Regions from separate parts of the Homo sapiens genome. Here regions 2 and 3 are each linked to region 1. Evidence: read pairs that join two places in POLR2A ChIA-PET (ENCODE). Cell type or tissue: PC-9. All regions are shown on one strand. Region 1 overlaps XPO1 (exportin 1). Region 2 has its middle 47 kb from the start of XPO1. Region 3 has its middle 100 kb from the start of XPO1.

Region 1 (4,000 bases):
ATATATATATATATATATATATAAATAAAATGTCGACATGGCTGGATCTTAAAAACTGTCAAATGAAAAAAACTAATTGCAGGAAAGATTTTTTTTTTTTTTTTGAGAGGGAGTCTCACGCAGTCAACCCAGGTTGGAGTGCACTGGGGCAATCTTCCTGATTCTTGGGGAATCTTGGCTCACTGCAACCTCCGCTCCTGGATTCAAGCGATTCTCCTGCCTCAGCCTCCCGAGTAGCTGGGACTATAGGCGCACGCCACCATTCCCGGCTAGTTTTTGTATTTTTAGTAGAGATGGGGTTTCGCCATATTGGTCAGGATGGTCTTGAACTCCTGACCTTGTGATCTGCTCACCTCGGCCTCCCATAGTGCCAGGATTACAGGCGTAAGCCACCGTGCCCAGCCTAAAAGATTTTTAAGTATACTATTAACATAAAATTTGGTAGCCGTACAACCCTATTCATGAAATTTACACACATGCCGTGAAAATGTGGACAGGAAAAGACACACTAAGTTCATGATGAAAGCCATTACTTTTTAAAGAAGGAACAAAGGTGTAATCCCAGCACTTTGGGGAGGCTGAGGCAGGCGGGTCACGAGGTCAGGAGTTCAAGACCAGCCTGGCCAATACAGTGAAACCCTGTCTCTACTGAAAATACAAAAATTAGCCAGGCGTGGTGGCAGGTGCCTGTAGTCCCAGCTACTTGGGAGGCTGAGGCAGGAGAATTGCTTGAACCCGGGAGGTGAAGGTTGCAGTGAGTCGAGATCCTGCCATTGCACTCCAGCCTGGGTGACAGAGCAAGACTCCAACTTTAAAAAAAAAAAAGAGAGAAAAAAGGAATAAAGGAAGGAAATGGCACTAGGGAAAGGCACAAAGATGACTTCCATAAACTTTAGTTATTTTATGCTAAAAGAAAATCTGATACAAGCACAAGATGATGACTACGTAGATTAGTATTTCTGGGTTGCATGTTAAAAATATGAAAATAAAAACGGAAATAGTTTCCAAAACAAAGATTTTATATATGAAATTAGTGAAATTTCAGAATGGAGAAAGGATGGTTACAATAAATGTTAGGAGCCCTCTTTAAAGAGCTCAAATGGTATGTAAGTATTTGGGATTTGTGGTTTAATTAGACCTAGTTTTCAGCAGTCTTTCCATGAAATGTATTTTTGTATTTAGAGAGATCTTGGTAACTCTTGTAAAGCAGAGTGTCCTGCTACATTACATAACTTACCTAAGTAGGTGTGCTTTTTTTTGTTTTTCTAGAGACAGGGTCTCTGCTCTTTCACCCAGGCTGAAGTGTAGTGGCACCATCATAGCTCGGTGCAACCTTGATTTCCAGGGCTCAAGTGATCCTCCCATCTCGGTCTCCTGAGTAGTTAGGACTATAGGTGCAAGCCACCATGTGCAGCTTTCTTTTTTTTTTTTTTTTGGAGAGTCATGGCCTCGTTACATTGCCTGTCACCTAGACTGGCCAGCTGGTCTTGAACCCCTGGCCTCAAGTGGTCCTCCTGCCTCAGTCTCCCAAAGTATTGGGATTACAGGCATGAAACACTGCTACTGGCCTAGATAAGAATTTTTATATTGTTTTTGGTTGATTTAAGTGCTGAGAACTTATTTGCTTCAGAATAGATCTTTGGTTGAAATGCAGTTCAGTTTTGAGACTAAAAAATAAACCAGATTTACTCCCAAAAATGTTACTGTTTCAAATAAGTAAAATATTTGCACCTTTAAAGATTAGGAGTTGGCTGGGCATGGTGGCTCACTCCTATAATCTCAGCACTTTGGGAGGCCAAGGCAGGCAGATCACCTGAGGTCAGGAGTTCAAGACCAGCCTGGCCAACATGGTGAAACCCCATCTCTACTAAAAATACAAAAATTAGCTGGCTGTGGTGGCACCTGCCTATAATCCCAGCTACTCAGGAGGCTGAGGCGGGAGAATCGCTTGAACCCAGGAGGCAGAGGTTGCAGGGTGCTGAGATCGCACCACTGCAGTCCAGCCTGGGTGATAGAGCCAAGACTCTGTCTCAAAAAAAAAAAAAAAAAATTGGGAGTCATATTTATATAATTTTATTTCTATTTCTGTAAGGTCTAATTTTTGAGTATTTCTGAACATCAATAATAGAATCTCTGTCCAATTAGAATTTGTGCCTTGCTCAGTAGTTTTCATTTTAATGAATGATTCAAAAGAATACATTAGCTTAAGTTTTGTTTTTTTTAATAATATTTTAGCAAAGAATGGCTCAAGAAGTACTGACACATTTAAAGGAGCATCCTGATGCTTGGACAAGAGTCGACACAATTTTGGAATTTTCTCAGAATATGAATACGAAAGTAAGCAAGTGGTGGTTTTAAAATCTGTTATTTCTTTTCTTCCAGTCATAAACTTTGAGGAAGGTATCTCATTTTTAGTATTAGCATTTGTTATCTCAAATTATTTTATATTGTTAATTTGTTTCAAAATTTAGTCTTAAGCATATAATTAATTCTTGCAAATAGTCCTAAGAATTATGAATGAAGTTTTGTAATGGGACTAGTATGCAAGGTGGCTTTTTTGGTTGTCTGATTTTGTTTTTTTCTTTTTAGTATATGTATACAGGTCTAAGTAGCATAAATTCTGAATGTTATTCAGAGATTAAACATAACATTAAGGAATTATTTTGGGCAAGTAATCAATATAATACAGGCCAGGCACCTCTGACACCAAGTTGTGTGGACAGCTTAAAACCCTACTCCATGGCATTGGGCTTCTAATGGGACAGCACTCAGTTTTTATTTACAATGGAAAATGTTATAATTCTGGTCCTTTTTTAAGTTTGAACAGAAGGGTTGATCAAAATGTGTTTTGTCTGTTTTAGGCTTGATGATTCACGCTTCTCTTTAAACTGCCTTAAAGTAATAAATACTATGGCATTCTGTTTAATACACGAAAGGTTTCCACTTGATATACATTGTGTTAAAACAGAAGATAGCCATATTCACATCTGTTTCTGAAACCAGACTTTGTTAATTAACAGTTTTAAAATATTAATTAGTTTTGACATCTTGTAAATTTTAGGTCAAAAATACAGTCCAGAACTTCCTCAAAGTGCTAACCTTAAGTAACATAACAGTGTTTGCCTGTTTGCTTGCCTGGTAAATTTTGCTTTTTATACTGACAGACATTACTAATGTTTAAGTTGATTTATCAACAGTATTTTTAAAAACTCAAATTTGTCTTGTGAAAAATGAGATGATTAGAGGAACAGAAAGAAAGCAACAGGTAAAGAATTCTTCAATTTACATAAATTACAAATGATTTGGTGCTAAATTTATGCACTATGACATTTGGCTTTTATGCAATCATTTTTTTTTCTTTAAAGATGTTAACACTACCTGATATTAATCATAATGTTCCATTATGTTGATTGCTTGTAATAGGAAGAAAAGGGGTGTCTTCCTGTGCAACTGACACAGCTAGGCTTTGACGGCAGGCCTCCACAAGGTCTACCCTTTTGATTCCCTTTAACTGAATTCTGTTCATCAATTGTTTTTGTTTCATGGGCGGTGGGAGGGGAAAGGGGAATTCAATGCATAAAATAAGTATTTCTAAGGGCTCAGTAGAAATTTCTACCATAGGGATCATTTCATGCATTTATTTTTTCATTTAGTCTTTGCTGTTATCTGTCCCTCATCTTCATAACTCAGCAGTGGATTTCTCAAGTTTGGAGATGTAAGGCAAAAGTATAATTCTTCAGAATGTTTGGATTGTAGTGATTTATCATTGGCTTTCAGATTTGACTGTCACTTCAGATTTTTGAGCAAAAATACTAAAAAAAAAAAGAAAAAAAATTCTTTGAAGAGACAGGACCTCTGTTGCCCAGGCTGGAGTGCAGTGGTGTGATTATAGCTCACTGTAACCTCAAACTCCTGGGCTTAAGTGACATTTCTGCCTCAACTTTCTGAGTAGCTAGGGCTACAGGTGCGTGTCACCATGCCTCGCTAACTTACCAATTTT
Region 2 (4,000 bases), 58 kb before region 1:
GTCTTGCTCTGTCACCCAAGCTGGAGTGCAGTGGCACAATCAGGGCTCACTGCAGCCTCGACCCCCTGGGTTCAAGTGATCCTCCTGCCTCAGCCTTCCAAGTAGCTGGGACTACAGGTGTGCCACCATGCCCGGTTAGTTTTTAATTTTTTTTTTGTAGAAACGGGGTCTTCTATGTTAACCAGCCTGGAAAATTAGAATTAAAATTAAAGTCAAAAATTTTATTTTTAAAAAGAGAGCACATTGCTAAGAGCCATCCCACCCAAGACATAGTAAATGTTGGGTAGATAAAGGAAACTCAAAACCATGCTTTGTGATTCTACTTTATAGAAAGAGAGAGAGAGAAAAAGAATTGGGTATGTGTAAATATGCTTAGAACATTAATGGAAGGGCATAAAAACACCTCCCAACAGAGGCTTCTTCTGGAGAGTGGCTTAGAGAATGAGGAGTGGGCAACTTTTACTTCCTTTGCTGTATAGATTAAAACTTTAATATGAGCATGTAGTTCTTCCATTTTTTTCATGATTCCTTGCTTTAATTAAGTAATACATTGATATATTTTCTTTTTTTTATTGTTGTTTTTTTGTTTTTTTGTTTTTTTGAGACGGAGTCTCCCTCTGTCGCCCAGGCTGGAGTGCAGTGGCGCCATCTCGGCTGACTGCAAGCTCCGCCTCCCGGGTTCACGCCATTCTCCTGCCTCAGCCTCTCGAGTAGCTGGGACTACAGGCGCCCGCCATTGCGCCCGGCTTATTTGTTTGTATTTTTAGTACAGACGGGGTTTCACCGTGTTAGCCAGGATGCTCTCGATTTCTTGACCTCGTGATCCCCCCGCCTTGGCCTCCCAAAGTGCTGGGATTACAGGCGTGAGCCACCGCGCTCGGCCCATTGATATATTTTATTTGCTAAATATTCTTTTTTCCTTTTTTTGAGACAAGAGTCTCGCTCTGTTGCCCAGGCTGGAGTGCAGTGGCGCGATCACAGCTCACTGCAGACTTGATCTCCTGGGATCAGGAGGTCCTCATGCCTCAGCCTCCCAAGTAGCTTGGACCACTGCAGGTCTGTGCCACCATGCCTGGCTAAATTTGTAGGTTTGTTTGTTGTACAGATGAGGTCTCGCCATGTTGCCCAAGGCAACTCCTGGGCTCAAGCGACCCTCCTGCCGCCGCCTCCCAAAGTGCTGGGATTACAGGCGTGAGCCACCATGCCTGCCTCTGCAAAACATTCTAACAATTCAGATAAGATTAAATTGCCCTTGACCTCCCTCCACCCCGTCCCACTCCCCTCCCAGGAGATGACCACTTCTGGCCGTTTATTTGTATCTTTCTTTCATCATTGTTAAAAAGTGTATGTGAATCCCTTTGAGCTTCTTGAATCTGCGTTTATTATTAGTTGTAAAAGTCCCCAGTGACCACAGAAATGCTTCTTATGGGGAAAGGGAAGTTTTAAAATAGGGGAGCAACAATATTTGTCATAAACTTGCCCAGTGGCAGGGAAAACCCCAGGTCTTTTTTAGATCTCAAAGAGCAGGAGAAGGATAGCTTAATGTGACTGTTCAGAGGCTGGGAGTGGACAAAGAAAGGAAGCCCAGAACAATAGGGTCCTTCCATGACTGCCCTTCTGGAGGTGGGGCTGCGGCAGTAAGTGTGGAATTAGTTTAAGTCAGTATAATTTAGGGATTAGGAAGTCACCAGGGTTAAACTTTTAAATCTTTACTTTGAACTCTTTTATTTTATTTTTACTTTTTTTTTTTTTGAGATGGGGTCTCGTTCTGTCACCCAGGCTGGAGTGCACTGGTGAGATCACAGCTCACTGCAGCCTTGACTTCTTGGGCTCAGGCAGTCCTCCTGCCTCAGCCTCCCAAGTAGCTACAGAGGTGTGCCACCATGCCCTGTTGCACAAGACTGGTCTCCAGCTCCTGGGCTCAAGGGATCCTTCCGCCTTGGCCTCCCAAAGTGCTAAGATTACAGGCATGAGCCACCACGCCCAGCATTTTACTCCTCTTACTACCATCCCCAATTTTTTGTATTATGTATTTATTTATTGTTTTTACTGTTTTTTTGTTTTTTTTTTTTTTTTGAGATGGAGTTTCACTCTTGTTGCCCAGGCTGGAGTGCAATGGTGCGATCTCGGCTCACTGCAATCCTGCCTCCTGGGTTCAAGAAATTCTCCTGCCTCAGCCTCCCAAGTAGCTGGAATTACAGGCATGCGCCACCATGCCCAGCTAATTTGTTGTATGTATATATATATATATATATATATTTTTTTTTTTTTTTTTTTTTTTAGTAGAGACGGGGTTTCATCTTATTGGTCAGGCTGGTCTCGAACTCCTGACCTCAGGTAATCCACCCACTTCGGCCACCTAAAGTGCTGGGATTACAGGTGTGAGCCACCGTGCCCGGCCTATTTTTACTTTTAATTATAGGATAGGATACGGTAAGAAGAGCAGAGAAGTCTGAGTGTCAGATGCTTCTTTATTTTATTTTATTTTATTTTATTTTATTTTATTTTATTTTATTTTATTTTATTTTATTTTATTTTTAGACAGAGTCTCACTGTGTCACCAGGCTGGAGTGCAGTGGCACAATCTTGGCTCACTACAACCTCTGCCTTCCGGGTTCGAGCGATTCTCCTGCCTCAGCTTCCTGAGTAGCTGGGACTACAGGCCCACGCCACCATGCCCAGCTAATTTTTTGTATTTTCAGTGAAGACGTGGTTTCACCATGTTGGCCAGAATGGCCTTGATATCTTGACCTCATGATAAGCCCGCCTCAGCCTCCCAAAGTGCTGGGATTACAGGCATGAGCCCCTGCATCTGGCCTATTTATTTATTTATTGAGATAGAGTCTTACTCTGTCACCCAGGCTGGAGTGGAATGGCGTGATCTTGGCTCACTGCAGCCTCCTCCTCCCAGGTTCAAGCAATTCTCCTGCCTCAGCCTCCCAAGTAGCTGGAACTACAGGCATGCACCACCATCTCCGGCTAATTTTTTTTTTTTAATTTTGCATTTTTAGTAGAGACAGGATTTCGCCATGTTGGCCAGGCTGGTCTTGAACTCCTGGCCTCAAGTGATCCAGCCCCTACTCTTGGCCTCCCAACGTGCTGGGCTTACTGGCATGAGCTACCACGCCTGGCCTATGAGATGCTGCTTTTTTTTTTTTTTTTTTTTGAGACTGAGTCTTGCTCTGTCGCGCAGGCTGGAGTGCAATGGCAAGATCTCGGCTCACTGCAACCTCTGCCTCCTGGGTTCAAGCAATTCTCCTGCCTCAGCCTCCTGAGTACCTGGAATTACAGGTGCGTGCCACCACGCCCAGCTAATTTTTGTATTTTTAGTAGAAACGGGGTTTTACCATGTTGGTCAGGCTGGTCTTGAACTCCTGACCTCGTGATCCGCCCCCTTCGGCCTCCCAAAGTGCTGGGAATACAGGCGTGAGCCACCGTGCCCGGCCTCAGATGTTTCTTTAGATCCAAACTTTCTAACTGCACTGGAGCTAGAAAGGAGCCCTGAAGATGGTGGCATTTAAGTTATTTTGCTACTTAACAATTGCTATTGGGTGAATGTTATAGAATCTTTTTTTGTCTGTTCGTTTGTAGAGACAGGGTCTCACTATGTTCTGGATACTCCAGCCTGGATACTCCAGGCTGATCTGGAACTCCTGGCCTCAAGCTATCCTCCCACTTCGGGCTCCTCAAGTCCTGGGATTACGGGTGTAAACCACCACACCTGGCCTGTTATAGAATATTTTCACTAAGAAAGTTGCTTTATGCCAGGCACAGTGGCCCATGCCTGTAATCCCAGCACCTTGGGAGGCCAAGGTGGGCAGATTACTCAAGCCCAGGAGTTCAAGACCAGCCGGACAACATAGCAAAACCCTGCCTTTACAAAAAAATACAAAAATTAGCTGGGTGTGGTGTTGCACACCTGTAGTCCAAGCTACTGGGAAGGCTGAAGTGGGAGGATGGCTTGAGCTGAGGAGGTTGAGGCTGCAGCGGATTGTGATAG
Region 3 (4,000 bases), 110 kb before region 1:
TATGAAGAAACTGAAATTAAAGGTGAGGCACAGTAGCTCATGCCTGTAATCCCAGCCACTTTGGAAGGCTGAAGCGGGTGGATCACCTGAGGTCAAAAGTTCAAGACCAGCCTGGCCAACATGGTGAAACCCCTTCTCTACTAAAAATACAAAAATTAGCCAGGTGTGGTGGCACATTCCTGTAATCCCAGCTACTCGGGAAGCTGAGGCACAAGAATTGCTTAAACCTGGGAGGCAGAGGTTGCCGTGAGCCAAGATCATGCCACTGCCCTCCAGCCTGGGTGGTAGAGGGAGACTCTGTCTCAAAAAAAAAAAAAAAAAAAAAAAAGAACAGGGCCGGGCACAGTGGCTCACGCCTATAAATCCCAGCACTTTGGGAGGCCGAGGCAGGCGGATCACGAGGTCAGGAGATCGAGACCATCCTGGCTAACACGGTGAAACCCCGTCTCTACTAAAAATACAAAAAACTAGCTGGGCGTAGTGGCAGGCGCCTGTAGTCCCAGCTACTTGGGAGGCCGAGGAAGGAGAATGGCGTGAACCCGGGAGGTACAGCTTGCAGTGAGCCCAGATAGCGCCACTGCACTCCAGCCTGGGCGACAGAGCAAGGCTCCGTCTCAAAAAAAAAAAAAAGATGAAAGAAAGAAATTTAATAGTTTTAGGACCGTTAGATGGTGCACAAATATATTGTTGATCCAGAATATATATACATATACATATGTGTGTGTGTGTATGTGTGTGTGTGTATATATATATGCATGTATATATATATACACATGCATATATATATATATATATATATATATATATATATATATATATATGTATTTTTTTAGACAGGGTCTTATTCTGTTACCCAGTCTGGAGTGCAGTGGCATGATCACAGCTCACTACCGCCTCAACCTCCCCAGCTCAAGTGATCCTCCTACCTCAGCCTCCAAGAATACCTGGGATTACAGGAGCACGTCACCACACCTGGTGTTTTTTTATTTTTTGTAGAAACAGGGTCTCACTATGTTGCCTAGCCTGGTCTCAAACTCCTGGGCTCAAGCAATCCTCCCTGGTTGGCTTCCCAAAGTGCTGGGATTACAAGCATGAGCCCGGCCCAGAATAATTTTTAGTATGCTACTAGGGAGCGTAACTGCAATATTGTTACCAGAAAGGGGTCCCAGTCTAGACCCCAAGAGAGGGTTCTTGGATCTCACACAAGAAAGAATTCGGGGCAAGTCCATAGAGTAAAGTGAAAGCAAGTTTATTAGAGTAGTAAAGAAACAGAAGAATGCTACTCCATAGGCAGAGCAGTGGCATGGGCTGCTTGCCTGAGTATACTTATGGTTATTTCTTGATTATATGCTAAAGAAAGAGTGAATTATTCATGAGTTTTCTGGGATAGGAGTGCGGAGTGCCTAGAACTGAGAGTTTCTCCCCCTTTTTAGGCCGTTTAGGGTAACATCCTGATGTTGCCATGGCAGTTGTAAACTGTCATGGCGCTGGTGGGAGTGTCTTCTAGCATGCTAATGCATTATAATTGGCATATAAGCAGCAGTGAGGACAACCAAAGGTCACTTTTGTCGCCATCTTGGATTTGGTGGGTTTTGGCCAGCTTCTTTACTGCATCCTGTTTAGCTGGTAGGGTCCTTATGACCTGTATCTTGATACCAGCTCTGCTGACCTCCTGTGTCATCCTGTGACTAGGAATGCCTAACATCCTGGGAATGCAGCCCAGCAGGCCTCAGCCTTATTTTACCCAGCCCCTATTCAAAATGGAGTTTCTCTGGTTTGAATGCCTCAGATAGTATCTGAATAAAAATTATTGGCCTATTAAAGTAAGTTGTTGCCAGAGTCAAAAAGCAAAACAAAACAAATGAAAAAGTGACCCTGTGCCTCCCCACAAAGCATAGGGGAGTAGCTGGAGGAAGAAAAGCCTTATACTTCCTGTGTTCTCTCCCCAGTCAGTATTTAGTGTCTTTATGGTGCCCAACACCTTCTGTTTTTACACAACTCTTAAGTGTGTGTAAGTGTGACACTAACTCTTAAGTGAGGTAAGATGGGTACAATGACAATAGTGAAGCAGTTGCATTGTCTGGGGTATATACCCTGGGGTTTTTCACTGCACACCAGGAAAATTTAGAACACAAACACACAGGAGTAGTTTAGGAGCAGAGGTTTAATAGGCAGAAGGGAAGAGAAAGGGAAACAGCTCTCTATAGAAAAAGGGGTCTCCGAGCAGAAAAGACCAGCCCGTGCCCGATGCCCCGGACTTTATAGTCAGATTGAGAAGGCAGTGTCTGATTTACACAGGGCTCACAGATTGGCAGGTATGACGTTTACATAGCACCTGGGGAAGGCTGGTCACGCCACCCTAATCTTATTATGCAAATGAACTTTTCTTGGCCAACGCCATCTTTTCTGCTCTTTATTGTACACGTGGCTGGCAGAGAAGGGAAGATGGAGCCCGCCATCTTGAACATGTCTAGTCCCTGGTTACTGCAGGTATTCACCCATGCAAGCTCCCAGCTTGCTTGTCTATGTCTACAGCTGGACTTTACAGGCTGCTCTGTTAAGAAAATGACTTGGGGCTGCTTTTCATTAAAAAGAAAAGCCTAACCGAGGACTGCCATACCCTTACTATCTGCCTAAGTAGTTTCTTCTTGACTCCTGTATCAATAGGATCTGTTTAAGTCATTAGGCCCTTGGGAAAACTGTTTTTTTCCCACAAGGATATCTGGGAATTTCAAGCCCTAATTTTCAATATTGTCTTAATGTGTGTCTGTAGGGCCCACATGCCCTAACCTAGGCAGGGGGTCTCTCAATCACAAATTCTAAAGCTATATCTAAAACTGGGTGTTAACAGTACCAGATCTCGGAAACCAATCCCACTACCAATCACCAATTTTTTTTTTCCAGGAAATTTTATTCTAAAATAACCACGAATCTGGAGGCACGAGACTAAATTAACTGTTGCAATTTATAACATTTCAATGATAGTTCAACCCTTCTTATCTTGTGTTTTTCAACTAAACATTCTTGGCATACCATGATAAGTTTTATTTAAAAAAGAGAAAAAGAAGCATTACTAAGTTCGGCCTTATATTTAAAGCAGGGAAATGAAAGAAACATCCCTTGTTTCTCTTATAAGTCTATGACAAGGTAGGCAGCCAGTCTGCTCAAAAGAAAATTTTTTTGTGGAATTACTCAAAAGCTTTAAAAATAAAATCTATACACTTGTTAGTAACTCCCTTCATATTCACTGATGTCACCTTGTGGACATTATTCAAAGCGAAAAGAAAAACTAACATAATAATAAATATAATTTAAGAATTTTTTGGTGAGAGTTAATGAAGTTAGGAAGCAAACTCCCACAAACAGAATACTTCAGAGTTTTTCTAATTTAACTTTTCCTCGCTCCGAGGGAAATAAGAAAGAGATCACCTACACAATATGTAAGAGAGAAACAGAGTTAAGAATATTGGATGAAGGGTCAGAAAACATGAATGTTAGTCTGGGCTTTGTTACTGACTTACTGGGTGACTTGGAATTAAGCCCCTTAGCCTTTCTGCTCTGGAATTCCTCATCTTTAAAGTTAGGAGATTTAGCTAGGCACGGTGGCTCACTCCTGTAATCCCAGCACCTTGGGAGGCTGAGGTGGGCAGATCACTTGAGATCAGGAGTTGGAGACCAGCCTGGGCAACATGGTGAAACCCCGTTTCTACTAAAAATACAAAAATTAGCTGGGTGTGGTGGAGCACGCCTGTAGTCCCAGCTACTCAGGAGGCTGAGGCATGAGAATCACTTGAACCTGGGAGGCAGAGGTTGCAGTGAGTCGAGATTTGCGCCACTGCACTCCAGCCTGGGCAACAAAGTGAGACTCTCTTAATAAAAAATAAAAATAAAATAAAGCTAGGAGACTGGATTAAGAAACTCCAAGCTTCCTGTGGACTTCTCCCATCAGCTTCCTTGTGTCCCAAGGCTGTCTGCTCACTTTGTTCTCTCTCTGGCATCT

The links. ChIA-PET counts read pairs that join two places held together with the same protein. Peaks named below come from ENCODE experiments on the same cell type or tissue, not always from the same donor. Only the 100,000 strongest peaks of a DNase experiment are listed, where the experiment ranks them.
Region 2: POLR2A ChIA-PET joins it to region 1 with 7 read pairs; 18 of 35 experiments call an interaction of 5 or more read pairs at or near these places.
Region 3: POLR2A ChIA-PET joins it to region 1 with 5 read pairs; 15 of 35 experiments call an interaction of 5 or more read pairs at or near these places.

The regions. Positions count from the first base shown.
Region 1 is chr2:61,524,757-61,528,756 of GRCh38, reverse strand. It overlaps XPO1 (exportin 1), which reads left to right. Exons shown (of 25, transcript NM_003400.4): 3 at 2,236-2,337. Among named protein-coding and RNA genes, the nearest start is that of XPO1, 12 kb to the left of the region's middle. In PC-9, no CTCF peak of the experiment used is centred here; no DNase peak of the experiment used is centred here; H3K27ac peaks cover 993 bases.
Region 2 is chr2:61,583,077-61,587,076 of GRCh38, reverse strand. No RefSeq gene overlaps it. Among named protein-coding and RNA genes, the nearest start is that of XPO1, 47 kb to the right of the region's middle. In PC-9, no CTCF peak of the experiment used is centred here; no DNase peak of the experiment used is centred here.
Region 3 is chr2:61,638,270-61,642,269 of GRCh38, reverse strand. No RefSeq gene overlaps it. Among named protein-coding and RNA genes, the nearest start is that of XPO1, 100 kb to the right of the region's middle. In PC-9, no CTCF peak of the experiment used is centred here; a DNase peak (open chromatin) is centred at 1,709.